2 separate regions of the Homo sapiens genome follow, and region 2 is linked to region 1. Evidence: read pairs that join two places in POLR2A ChIA-PET (ENCODE). Cell type or tissue: PC-9. All regions are shown on one strand. Links, peaks and the distances in the headings refer to the core of each region. The heading gives the core; the rest is flanking DNA. Region 1 holds the start of HOXC-AS2 (HOXC cluster antisense RNA 2). Region 2 has its middle 16 kb from the start of SMUG1.

Region 1 (5,363 bases), core at 208-5,207:
GGGCGGCTTAACGGGGCTGGGATTTCAACTCATGGGGGAGGATGAGGGATGTGTTTGGTTGGGGAGAGGCGACTTGGGGGTTCAGCTCCTTGGCGCCACTGTCTTCCCCTCCCTTGAGCTGGACTGAGCTGGGAAGCCCAACTTACAACAAGAAACAGAATATCTCTTTGGCCTTGATGGAGTTGGGTTAGCTGTCAATCAAAAAATCTCCCTCACTAGTTCAAGGAAAAGACAGGAGGTTCCAGTCCCCCTGCCGAGGCTTTCTCCAAATCCCCAGTACAGCCAGCACCTCCCCCAGCCCAGGGCGGCTGAGGACCGGGCCCGGCACTTGGGCGGCTGCTGGCAGCGATGAGCAGAGACGTTTAGCCCTCAGCGGGGCCCGGGGCCAGACTGAGACCAAGAGGACATCAGGGGACAGAGCCTGAGAGAGACTGAACCCGAGACAGCCTGGGACAGACCAACTGAAACATGGAGTCAGGCCCAAGAGAGGAAAGAAGGAAGCGGAGCATTAGAATAAAGGGAAAAAAGGGGGAGAATTAAAAGAAGGAAGGCAAGATGAAAAGAGATAGGAGAGCCGGGAAAGGCAGGCGTGCAGAGAGGGAGGCGGAGGAAGGGCGGCCGTAGGCAGGCAGGACGGGGCAGGGGCGAGCTGGCGGAGCAGCCGTGGCATTGTGCAGCCCGCTGGCTTGCCGGGCCTTTGCCGCGGGACCGGCTCCGGGCGCGGCGGCCACTTCTGTCTGGACACAAAGGCGGAAGAGGGCTCCTCTCCTGCCCCTCCCAGGAGACTTGCTCGGATGGGTACTCTAGGCCTCAGGGATATAGAACCCCATATTGGTCCAGACAGCCGCTTAGGCAGCTGGGGGCTGAGCCCTGCTCTATTCAAGGAGCGAAGAAACAGAAGAGGAAAGAGGTTTCACCCCTGCTCTTCCTTTGCGTCTTCTCCAAGCGACAAGGCCAGCTGCCCCAGCCTCAGCTTTCCTGGAGGAAAGAGTCCCTAAGGAGCCTCCCCTATGGGCCTCTGCTATTTGGGAGAGTTCCTCAAATAGACATTGGGGCCGTAAAGAGATGCCCCCTTCTCTCCTACCCCCTTTGAACACCGCCTTCTTTTCAACTCTTGAGCTGCCTGCGCACCCTGCCTGCCCACTCTGCGGAGGCGGCAGCAGCGGGCAGTGAGGCTCACCGGCGGGATCCCTGCTGCCGTGAAATCCCCTGTGAAACCAAGGAGATTGTCGCTTTCCTTTATTTTATTTTATTTTCTGGGACTATGACCTCCGAACTCTTCCCACTCAGAGGCAGGCACGGCTGTGGATCAGGAAGCAGGCCTCGCCCACAGCCCCTTCCCAGCCAATGCCTCATTTTCCCTGCGCCCTTCGGAGAGAGGCGGCCTTGGGGAGGGGGGCTAGAAGAGGCTGGGAGTTCCGGAGTCCACTGGGCGGAGGTTCCGCAGGTCCACAACTGCATGTGGCCTGTAGCCCCCATTCTCCACATTTGGAGGGGTGTGGGTGGCAGACCAGGGCTTTGAAGCGGACCTGCAGATTTCCCTCAAATCCAGGTTTGTAGGTGCGGGGGGCGGGGCACAAAGGATATAGGGGCACCAAGAAGGAAGGTCTGTCTTCCTGGGGTTCAGTTACTCCTTCTGAATCTTCTGCCATACTCCAGACTTCCCCTCACCCACATACTCCCTTCAATTTTCCTCAGCACCGCTGGGGCAAACCCAGGGACTGGAGGCCACTGGGAGTTCTTGTTGGGGAGGGGGAAACCCCAGCTTTAGCTCGCAGCTGTGCATTCACTCTGGTTCTTAGAGTTCCCTCCCACCCCCAAAAGACTTCACTGGGCACAGGAGAGACCCCTGAGGGGGAGGGGCACCCTTACTCCATCACCTGAAACCTGGGCAGCTGCGGCCACAACCAAACTAGCACCGTGGGAAGGACAGACAGAAAGATAGACAGGTTAGAGTCGTCCCCTCCCCCTGCCCCGCGCCTTCCTTTTAGTGATTTAAATTCCCTCCGGTTCAATCCACACCGTCAAGTTCGGATTAAATTTAAAACAGGCTTTCTCCGGTGTCCCCAGCGGGCCATCCCGGCTGCCGCAGGCAGGGAGCCCGCTCCCGGCTCGTCAGCACCCGCCCTGCGCGGAGAAGGCCGTACTCCATTTGCTTTCATTTTCCTTCTCCCCCTGAAATGGGCTCATTTCACCTCTCCACTGCCCTCTTCCCCTCCCCGCCCCCTCCCTGGTTCCCCTCTACTTTCCCCCCTTCTCTCTCCTGATCCCTCTTTGTTGGGAAAAACACACCCACACACAACTCCTCCTAGCTAAGGCCTGCGCTGGAAGCAGAAACTGAGTTCTCTTGGCCTGCCGCGAGGAAACCCGCGTCCTGCCCCCACCCAAGGTGGGTATCTGGGATCCCTACACACCAGGAGTCAGGTCCCGAGGCCCAGCAGGAGTGAAATCCCCAGGGCCTGTGAACGTGGCTCTCTCAAAGCCACGGCCTGCCGGGCCTGCATTCCCGCCGGCGCCCCCGCCCTGACGCTCCGCAGCAAGCGGGGCTATTTCCGGCTCCCCCAACGCGGTCTGGTTTTCCAGCCTGGGAGTGGCTGGAGGGGGAGCCGCCCCAGAGCTAGAGCCGCTCCCTGCCCTGCCCGGAGCCCCAGTGGCCCTGAGCGCCTTGTTACCTGATCTTTTGTGTGATGTATGTGTCGCAAGGAAATTTGCAGTGACTTTGGAGCCCAGACTGAGGAAGCGGAGGTGGCGAAAGGAGAGACAATACGAGCCCGAAGTACAATTAAGGGGCCAGAGCCGCTCGTCTCTCCCCCGCCCTCCCTGCCCGACTGCGAGCTGTCTGGCCTCAAACCTCAGGGCGACACGCGAACCTGGAGCCGGAAACTCAGCCCGTGGCAGAGGGAGTCAGAGGACTCTGCATCCAGAAAACAGAAGCAAAGCGCCCTTCCAACTTGGGGACGCCTTAACCAGCCCCTCTCAGTTGCAGATAACCCAATGAATGAAAGTGCAAATTCCGCCGTTTTTCCCGATTTTTTTTCCAGCCTTGGGAAGGAGAGCTCAGGGTTTGGGGCGTCTCAGACAGAAAGGCAAACCGCATCTCCTGAGGCAGACAGACCCACAACATGAGTGTGAGCCTGAGATCACATACAGGTTCAACATTTCCCGAGGCCTCTTTGCCAGGCCCGGCGGGCGCCGATCTCCCTACCTTCTCTCCCTCCAGGGCCTCAGGCAGAGAGACCCAGAAGACTCTGTCCCTCTGGTTTGGTCCAATCCCGCTTCGGAAGCGCCTTCGTTACCTGGTCCTTCGCTCCCCACGGCCATAGATACAGGACAGGCGGCTCCCGCCTGGGGAGGGAAGCCCCGGCCACCACGGCCGCCGCCGCCCGCCCTCCTTCCCTCCCTCCCTCCTTCTCGCCCTCCCTCTCTCTCCCTCCCTCGCGCGCTGCCGCTCGCGGGGCCCTCCCGCGGGCAACCTGGTCTGGACCAAATCCAGGTATATCCGAAAGAGAGAAAAAAGAAAGGACCTTTTACGCGGAAAAGAAAAGACAGAAAGACCTTCCATTGCATTTATTTTTCATGCTGTGACCATTGGTCGGCCTCAGTTCAGACGTCCCGGACACGGCCCGGCAGCTGCAGAGGCGTGCAGGGCCTGCAGCCTCTCCCACGCTGACCGCCGCGCCCCGCGCGCCGCTTGCTCCACACTCTGGGCCGCCGCCCCCAGGGCAGCCCAAACACCCAGCAGACCTCAAGGTCCTTTCTATAGACTCAACATGCGGTTGCCCGCCTCGCCGCCGGCCACAGCCCGGGAGCCCGCTCTGCTCTGTCTGCGGCCAAAGTCCATACACAATCCACCTTGCCGGTGCTCTCGCACCCTGCCCGAACACCCCTTCTGGCCACGCAGCCGTCCGGGCCACACTCGTGCTGCGGTCCAGCCCAGGACTTCGAACCTCGCCCCCTGCACGACCCACACAAAGCCCTGAGCCCTGGCGTTCCCACCCGAAGCCCCCAGTCCCCGCTGCCGCCGTCTTCTTCACCTGTTCTCGGGAAGGGCTGCATCTCCGAGCCGAAGTCAGGCCGTGGGCCGGGGCGAGGTCCCAGAGAGGCCACAGCGGATCTGCCAGGCTGAGCCGGAGCCCCAGCAGCCGACGAGAGATCTCAGAGACCAAGGCTCGCCTTGGCGAGCTCTTGCCTTTTCTTCCTCCCGCAAGTCTCAAACATTCATACACTGAGAGTTCAGCTCTATAAATCCTGCTCCTCTTTCCCATATCATAATTAAAAAAAAAACAGTAGGGGAGGTTTTAACTTTTATTGCGATTTCTGGAGTTGGGCTGCGGAGCATATATTAAGTTTACGCTTATGCGCTCTCGGCGGGGAGGGTCCTTTAAGAAATAAAAATCCATCTTAATATCCACAGACGAGAGAGATAATTTTTTCTCTTCTCTTCACGCTGTTCCTTCTGAAGACTCCCTTCCGGCGAAGGGAATAAATAATTACCATCGCCTTAGCCATGATCCACGGCCTTGTGCCGGGGGTGGACTCTGACCACCAGACTGGTCCTCACCTTGGCCCTATGAGACCTCGCTCCATTTCTCTGCATTTGGGGAGGAGACACCTCAACCCCTGGCTCTCTGACCTCCCACACATAAGCCCAACAGCTCTGAAACGGAAATGGGGGCACAGAGACCCAAAGCACAGAAGTCGTTCATTAGTGAATTTCGGCCCATCAGGGACTCTATCTCCAAGCCAAATGCTCCTGAGCACCCAGTCCCTGCCTGGGACACGCTTTGCCCCAACTGACTGTGTGCCTGGGGCAGCCTGAAGACTCAAAGGCTGCTAGGAGCTCCCAAACTAGGGGAATCCCTTGCCTGCTTCCCACCAGCTGGCCTGACTCTCTGGAAACTTCCCCATTTCCCTGGGAGCCATAGAGAGGTTTGAATACTTCTCTCCAAGAGAAGAAATTTTTTCTCTCACAAAGGGATGGGGGACAGACAGACCAACAATCCAGCTAGGGAGACAGGAAATTCTATTCCCATTTTCTCCTCCAGCTTCCTTGGGAGTCAAAACAAATATGTTCGCATAAGAGAGGGGAAAAATAAATGTGTATGCGTATAAATACATACAGGGTATTTAAGAGAGCCTAGGGGAGACAGAAACAGAGCCCTACACTCATACAAGGTCACATATATCCCTCCCAGCAGATGACTGTGAGAATATAGAACTCTGTATATATTTTGTTACAGGGACATAATTTTGTTTCCCTGTCTAGACGTTTATAATGTTTTAATAATCATAATAATTTCAAAGTAAGAGAACCAAGAACCTGACCTTCTTTTGGCTTCTCTTCCCCAGTATCTCTGAGAACA
Region 2 (5,363 bases), core at 164-5,163, 180 kb before region 1:
ATCTCATAACTTGCTAAATCTTACCACCTCCATGGAGTGGATATTTGCAAAACGGGACCATTGTGTCAGATATGTCCAGGAATTTCTCAGCCCCAACTGCAAGGGGCTAGGAAACAGGATGAGGGGAGGGGCTCAGAGGCCAGGAATTAGGCAAGAGCCAAGGGTTGGGTGTGGCCCTATGGAAGATGAGAAGTGGAGCTTCCTTTCAGAACACATCTGTTAACTTTGGGGATGGAAAACTGCAGCAGATGGTGGCAGGCAATGTCCAGGTAGCAGATCAAAAAAGACTGGAAATGCAGCCTGGCCACAGCTGGGGTAGAGAAGCTAGTGATGGAATGGAAGAAGGGAATAGAGATTGCAGCCTATCCCAGACTAAGTGTTGACTCTGAATATTCTTGTTTAGGAGGATATAGGGCAGCTGTTTCCTCTTCTTCCCTGGTGCCCCAGAGAAGTAAAGAACTTCAACTGGAGCATGAGACATTGAGGTTAGACACATGGATAAACTTCCCAGCTGTGACCATCAGGTGATATAGAAATAAATTACTTTGGGGGAAGATGAATTGCTTTCTTCTTCAGAGACCTTAATGCCAGCCTGGCTCAAGCCCATGCTCACCAGTCAAGGTTGAATTATAATGTATTTGAGGAAACTTTCTTTTTTTCTCTCCCTCCTTATTTTGGCCCTCACCCTCTCAAGTACAAAACAGAACAAACAAAACACCTGCAAAAGAATTTTCCTGTACATCTTGTCCATTCTTCTGCCCCTACATCTCATTCAAGGACCCTCAGCCTGATGTCTGTCTCTAGTCCTGGCTTGCAGGAGGGATGGCTGAGAGCCCAGAACAGTCCTCCATGGTGGCCTGTGCCAAGCCAGGTTGCCATTTCCATTTTCATTAATTGAAGCAGCTTGACCCTGATCTTTTCAGGCCAGCAATTTCCTGTCCGCTGGTTAGGAGTATGTGGAGGACATGTTTTTGCAGGTCATTCTGTCCTTCCATCTACCTGGATGGTGCTAACACCTGATTCAGGCAGCAAAAAAGGGTCTCCTGTCAACAGTTGACTGAGAGAATCCCAACTTCACACAAATGCCCAGCCTCTCCTCTTGGGATCTCACACTTTGTCTTCTTCAGAAGCTCTTTCTGGTATCTACCCTCCAGCCTATCTGCTGTAATTTGGGTTGTTTTTTTGTTCAGTTTTTAGAAACCTGCTGACTTATAGCTCCCTCTCAGAACCTCATGTGATGATACTTCTGTGGCTTGGGAGAAGAACAAAATGTCTTTGAAGGAAGGGGTTTGCCTTCAACCCTGGAAGGCCACACAGCTGAGTGATTGGGGTGTGATGACTTTGCTCTGAGCATGAGTGTGGATGTGTTTTGCTCCTTACCTGGCTGTATGGAAGGTCTGTGTGTCCCCTGTGAATCACTGAGTTAGCATCATTTTGTTCCTGTGTTTGGTAGCGCTGCTTTGCAAGTACCGTTTTAAGGGGTAGGGTAGTGTGTTCCCCTAGAGTGGGAGTCCACTGTATTACATGCATTTGTGTCCTCCTGTGATCATGGGATCTTTTTTGTCTCTGCAGTTTTCAGTCTTCCAGATGGACACTAGTGTAATTGAGTGTGACCCATTTTTGCTGCTGTTGTGTCTTTGTGTGTCTGGTATTTTTGTGTAGCCTCTGTGTTTGGGGCATCTTCGGGGGGCTTGTCGTGTCTTTCTGAGTGTCCTCTGGCTCTGTTTGGGCGGGGGAACAGAAGAAGGAGCCCAGACTCGAAGGGGAGCTGTCTGGGTGGGGGGAGCGTTTTGGGAGGGGGCGTGCTGCAATCTGTGACTTGGAAAACAGATTTGCAGAGGAGGCGAGCAGCCCGGGCGTGCGGAGCGTGCGGGGCGGGGGCGGGCGGCCGCTCTGGCCCCCAGCTCCTCCGCAATCCAATTAAATAACATTTAAATGCATAACCAGCCCGCGCGGCGATGAGGCTGGAGATTGGAGCGGGCTCGGCGGCGGGCCGCGCGGGCGGCGTTTTGTGGAGCTCAGCGATTCTGGCGGTAATTTCCCCGCTCGACGCGGCTTTTACGAGCCAGCTCCCGGCGCCGCGCCCGCTCTGCTGCGCCCGCCCCGCTCCCGGCCGCTTCCCGCCACTCCCCGCCTCGACACTTTTTTCTCCCTCGCCCTCTCTGCAGCCTTCTGGTCTGTCCGCGTGCGTGTCTCTCGCTCTGGTCTCTGTTTCTCCATCTCTTGGGGTGCATGCACCTCGCCCTAACCTCCCTCTCCAGCTGCTCCCGCGTCTCACGATGCCTCTCCCGTTTGCTCTCTCGCTGGGTGTCTGCCTCTCCCTTGCGCTGCCTGTCTGTGGCTTCTGCCATCTGTCAGCTTTTGCTTTTCTCGCTGCTGTTTCTGCCTCTGACTTTGACCCCTTGTTCTGGCCGATGCTGCCTCCACTTCTCTCTGTATCACCGTATCATCACAGCTTCTGGCTGTCTTTGCTCCCGTCTTCTTGTCTCTGGCCTTCTGCATCCTTCCACCTTCAAACCCTTCCCTTCAAGCCGCCTTGCCTTCTCCCCATGACTTAGAGACCCCACCACACCAGGCTGTCCGCTGAGTCCTCAGCCTTTCTCCACCTGTGTGCCCGTGGGGAAGGCCTGCAGACTGGGAACAGCTAGAAAGGGCCGAGGAGGAAAGGAAGGGAAGCTAAGTTAAGAAGAGTGGGAGCAGGTGGTGGGCTTACCCTGGCTGGGCCTAGGCCCAGCGGGAGACGGGAGGAATACATATGTGGTGAGTGGATGACTGGAAGAGACCCATTCTTCCCTACATCCTTTAGGAGCAGAGCAGGGAGGACCACCACATTCGGGGTCAGGGGAGTGGTTCCTTTTTGGGAGGTCTGCAGGAGCACCAGAGAGATGTGATTCCTTCAGGGCTTCAGGATCTTTTGAGGTTAGGATGCAGATGGGTATTTTCTGAAGAACTAGAGTGGGGCACGTCCCCCCTGCCCCGCAGGAGACCCCCCACCTGAGCTCCTGAAGCCAGGTACCTGAGGAAGACAGAGGAAGCAAGGCGGGCATTTTGTTTCTTGTGCGGGACCTGACTCCATTGTTTCCTCTTCAGTTCACTCCCTTTCTTATCCCTGCTCAGGCGCCCCAACATATGGAGCTGCAGTTTAGCAGATGCTACGTGGCATACAGATTTCCGGGTAAGAGTTTCCCGGCTAAGAGAACAGCGAGGGCAAAAGCCCTCATGTGAGCATGTCTGGTGTGTTGGAAGAACAGCAATGAGGCTGATATGGCTGAAGCAGAGAAAATCAGGGAAGAGAATAAGTGATGAGATCTAAGAGGTGATGGGGAGCCACATCACGTAGAAACTAATAAGTTACAGTAAAACTCACACTCCGAGTAACATGGGAAGTCACTGCAGGGTTTCAAGCAAGGGAGTGACATGATCTGCCTTGTCTTTTTACAGAAAATTCTTGCTGCTGTATTGAGAACAGATTGAGAAAACAAGGGCAGAAGCAGGGAGACCAGTCAGGAGCTGATTGCAGTATCAGGTAAGAGGGGATGAGGGCCAGGACCAGGGAGATGGCAGCAGAGGTGATGAGGAGTGGTCAAATTTTTGATACATTTTGCAGGGAGAGCCAAGGGATTAGTGAGAGCGTATGAAAGAAAGAGGAGTAGAGGATAAGACCAAGATTTTTTGGCCCGAGTGACCACAGCAATGGATTTGCCATCAACTGATATGGGGAAATACCACAGGAGGAGCTGGTTTTGGGAGTAGTATTAGTTGTGGACATGTTAGCTTTGAGATACCTGTTAAGCATCCAGGTAGAGGAGGCTAGCAGGTAAATCAATACACAAGTCTATAGCTTTTTTTTTTTTTTTTTTTTTTGAGACAAGACTCTAGCTCTGTTGCCAGGCTGGAGTGCAGTGGCATGATCTCAGCTCACTGCAACCTCCGCCTCCCAGGTTCAAGCAATTCTGCCTCAGCCTCCGGACTAGCTGGGATTACAGGCACGCGCTGCCACGTCCAGCTAATTTTTGTATTTTTAGTAGAGACGGGGTTTCACCATGTTGGCCAGGATAGTCTCATTTTCCTGACCTCGTGATCTGCCCACCTTGGCCTCCCAAAGTGCTGGGATTACAAGTGTGAGCCACCGCGCCCGACCACAAGTCTATAGTTTAATGGTGAAGTCCAGACTGGAGATAGAAATTTGGGAGTAATCAGTGACACTGGATGAGATCCCCTAAAGAGTGAAAGCTGATAGAAAGTGAAGGTGGCCAGGCGTGGTGGCTCACACCTGTAATCCCAGCACTTTGGGAGGCCGAGGTGGGCCGATCACCTGAGGTCAGGAGTTCAAGACCATCCTGGCCAACATGCGAAACTCCATCTCTACTGAAAAATACAAAAATTAGCCAGATGTGGTGGCGGACGCCTGTGATCCCAGCTACTTGGGATGCTGAGGCAGGGAGAAATGTTTGAACCTGGGAGGCGGAGGTTGCAGCAGTGAGCCAAGATCACGACTCTGCACTCCAGCATGGGTGACAGAATGACACTTCGTCTCAAAAAAAAAAAAAAGAAAGAAAGAAAGTGAAGGGCATCCAATGACAGAGTCTAGGCGCCGCAATATTTAGAAGTTGTAGAGGTGCATTTATCTGTCATGGGATTAAGAAACAAAAGGGGCCAGGTGCAGTGGCTCACACCTGTAATCCCAGCACTTTGGGAGGCTGAAGTGGAAGGATCACTTGAGCCCAGGACTTCGAGACCAGCCTGTGCAACATAGTGAGACCTCTGTCTCTACAAAAAATAAAAAGTTAGCTGAGTGTGGTGGCACGCACCTGTAGTCCCAGCTACTCAGGAGGCTGAGGTGGGAGGATTGCTTGTGCCTGGGAGATTGAGGCTGCAGTGAACCATGATTGTGTCATTGCACACCAGCCTGAGTGACAGAGTGAGACTGTCTCACAAAAAAAACAAAAACTAAAAAAAGTTGTGGAGGTACAAAAAAAAAATGCTGAGACATCTCAGGGAGGAGGCTTTAGGGAAGAGGTGCGGGGCTCTTGGCTTGATCATTCTTTTTCATTCCCAGCTGCCCTGGTGGCCAGGCCCTCATTGGCCCATATCTAGATGGTCCCAGTCCACTCTCTGGGCCACTGCTTCATTCCCCTCCAAACACCACACAACAGCCACACTGACCACTTCATGCCATGCTTGCTCAAGAACCTACAGGGACTCCTGAAGCTCAGCATTATGGTCCCAGAGCTAGGGAAAGAGAGCTGCGGCTAGATGGGACCTGAAACTCTTAGTTCACCTTTACTGCTTTGCCGCTAGGGAAACTGAGAAACAGTGAGCTTCTCTTTTTGTCTTTTTTTTTTTTTTTTTAAGACAGAGTT

What was found. Peaks named below come from ENCODE experiments on the same cell type or tissue, not always from the same donor. Only the 100,000 strongest peaks of a DNase experiment are listed, where the experiment ranks them.
Region 2: POLR2A ChIA-PET joins it to region 1 with 44 read pairs; 16 of 35 experiments call an interaction of 5 or more read pairs at or near these places.

The regions. Positions count from the first base shown.
Region 1 is chr12:53,992,859-53,998,221 of GRCh38, reverse strand. HOXC-AS2 (HOXC cluster antisense RNA 2) reads left to right here and starts at 1,437. Exons shown (of 3, transcript NR_047505.1): 1 at 1,437-1,552; 2 at 2,313-2,389; 3 at 2,704-3,014. RefSeq lists an enhancer at 2,437-3,005. In PC-9, for the core only: no CTCF peak of the experiment used is centred there; a DNase peak (open chromatin) is centred at 2,661; H3K4me3 peaks cover 2,518 bases; H3K27ac peaks cover 2,294 bases.
Region 2 is chr12:54,170,188-54,175,550 of GRCh38, reverse strand. It overlaps a transcript of SMUG1 not described here. Among named protein-coding and RNA genes, the nearest start is that of SMUG1, 16 kb to the left of the region's middle. In PC-9, for the core only: no CTCF peak of the experiment used is centred there; no DNase peak of the experiment used is centred there.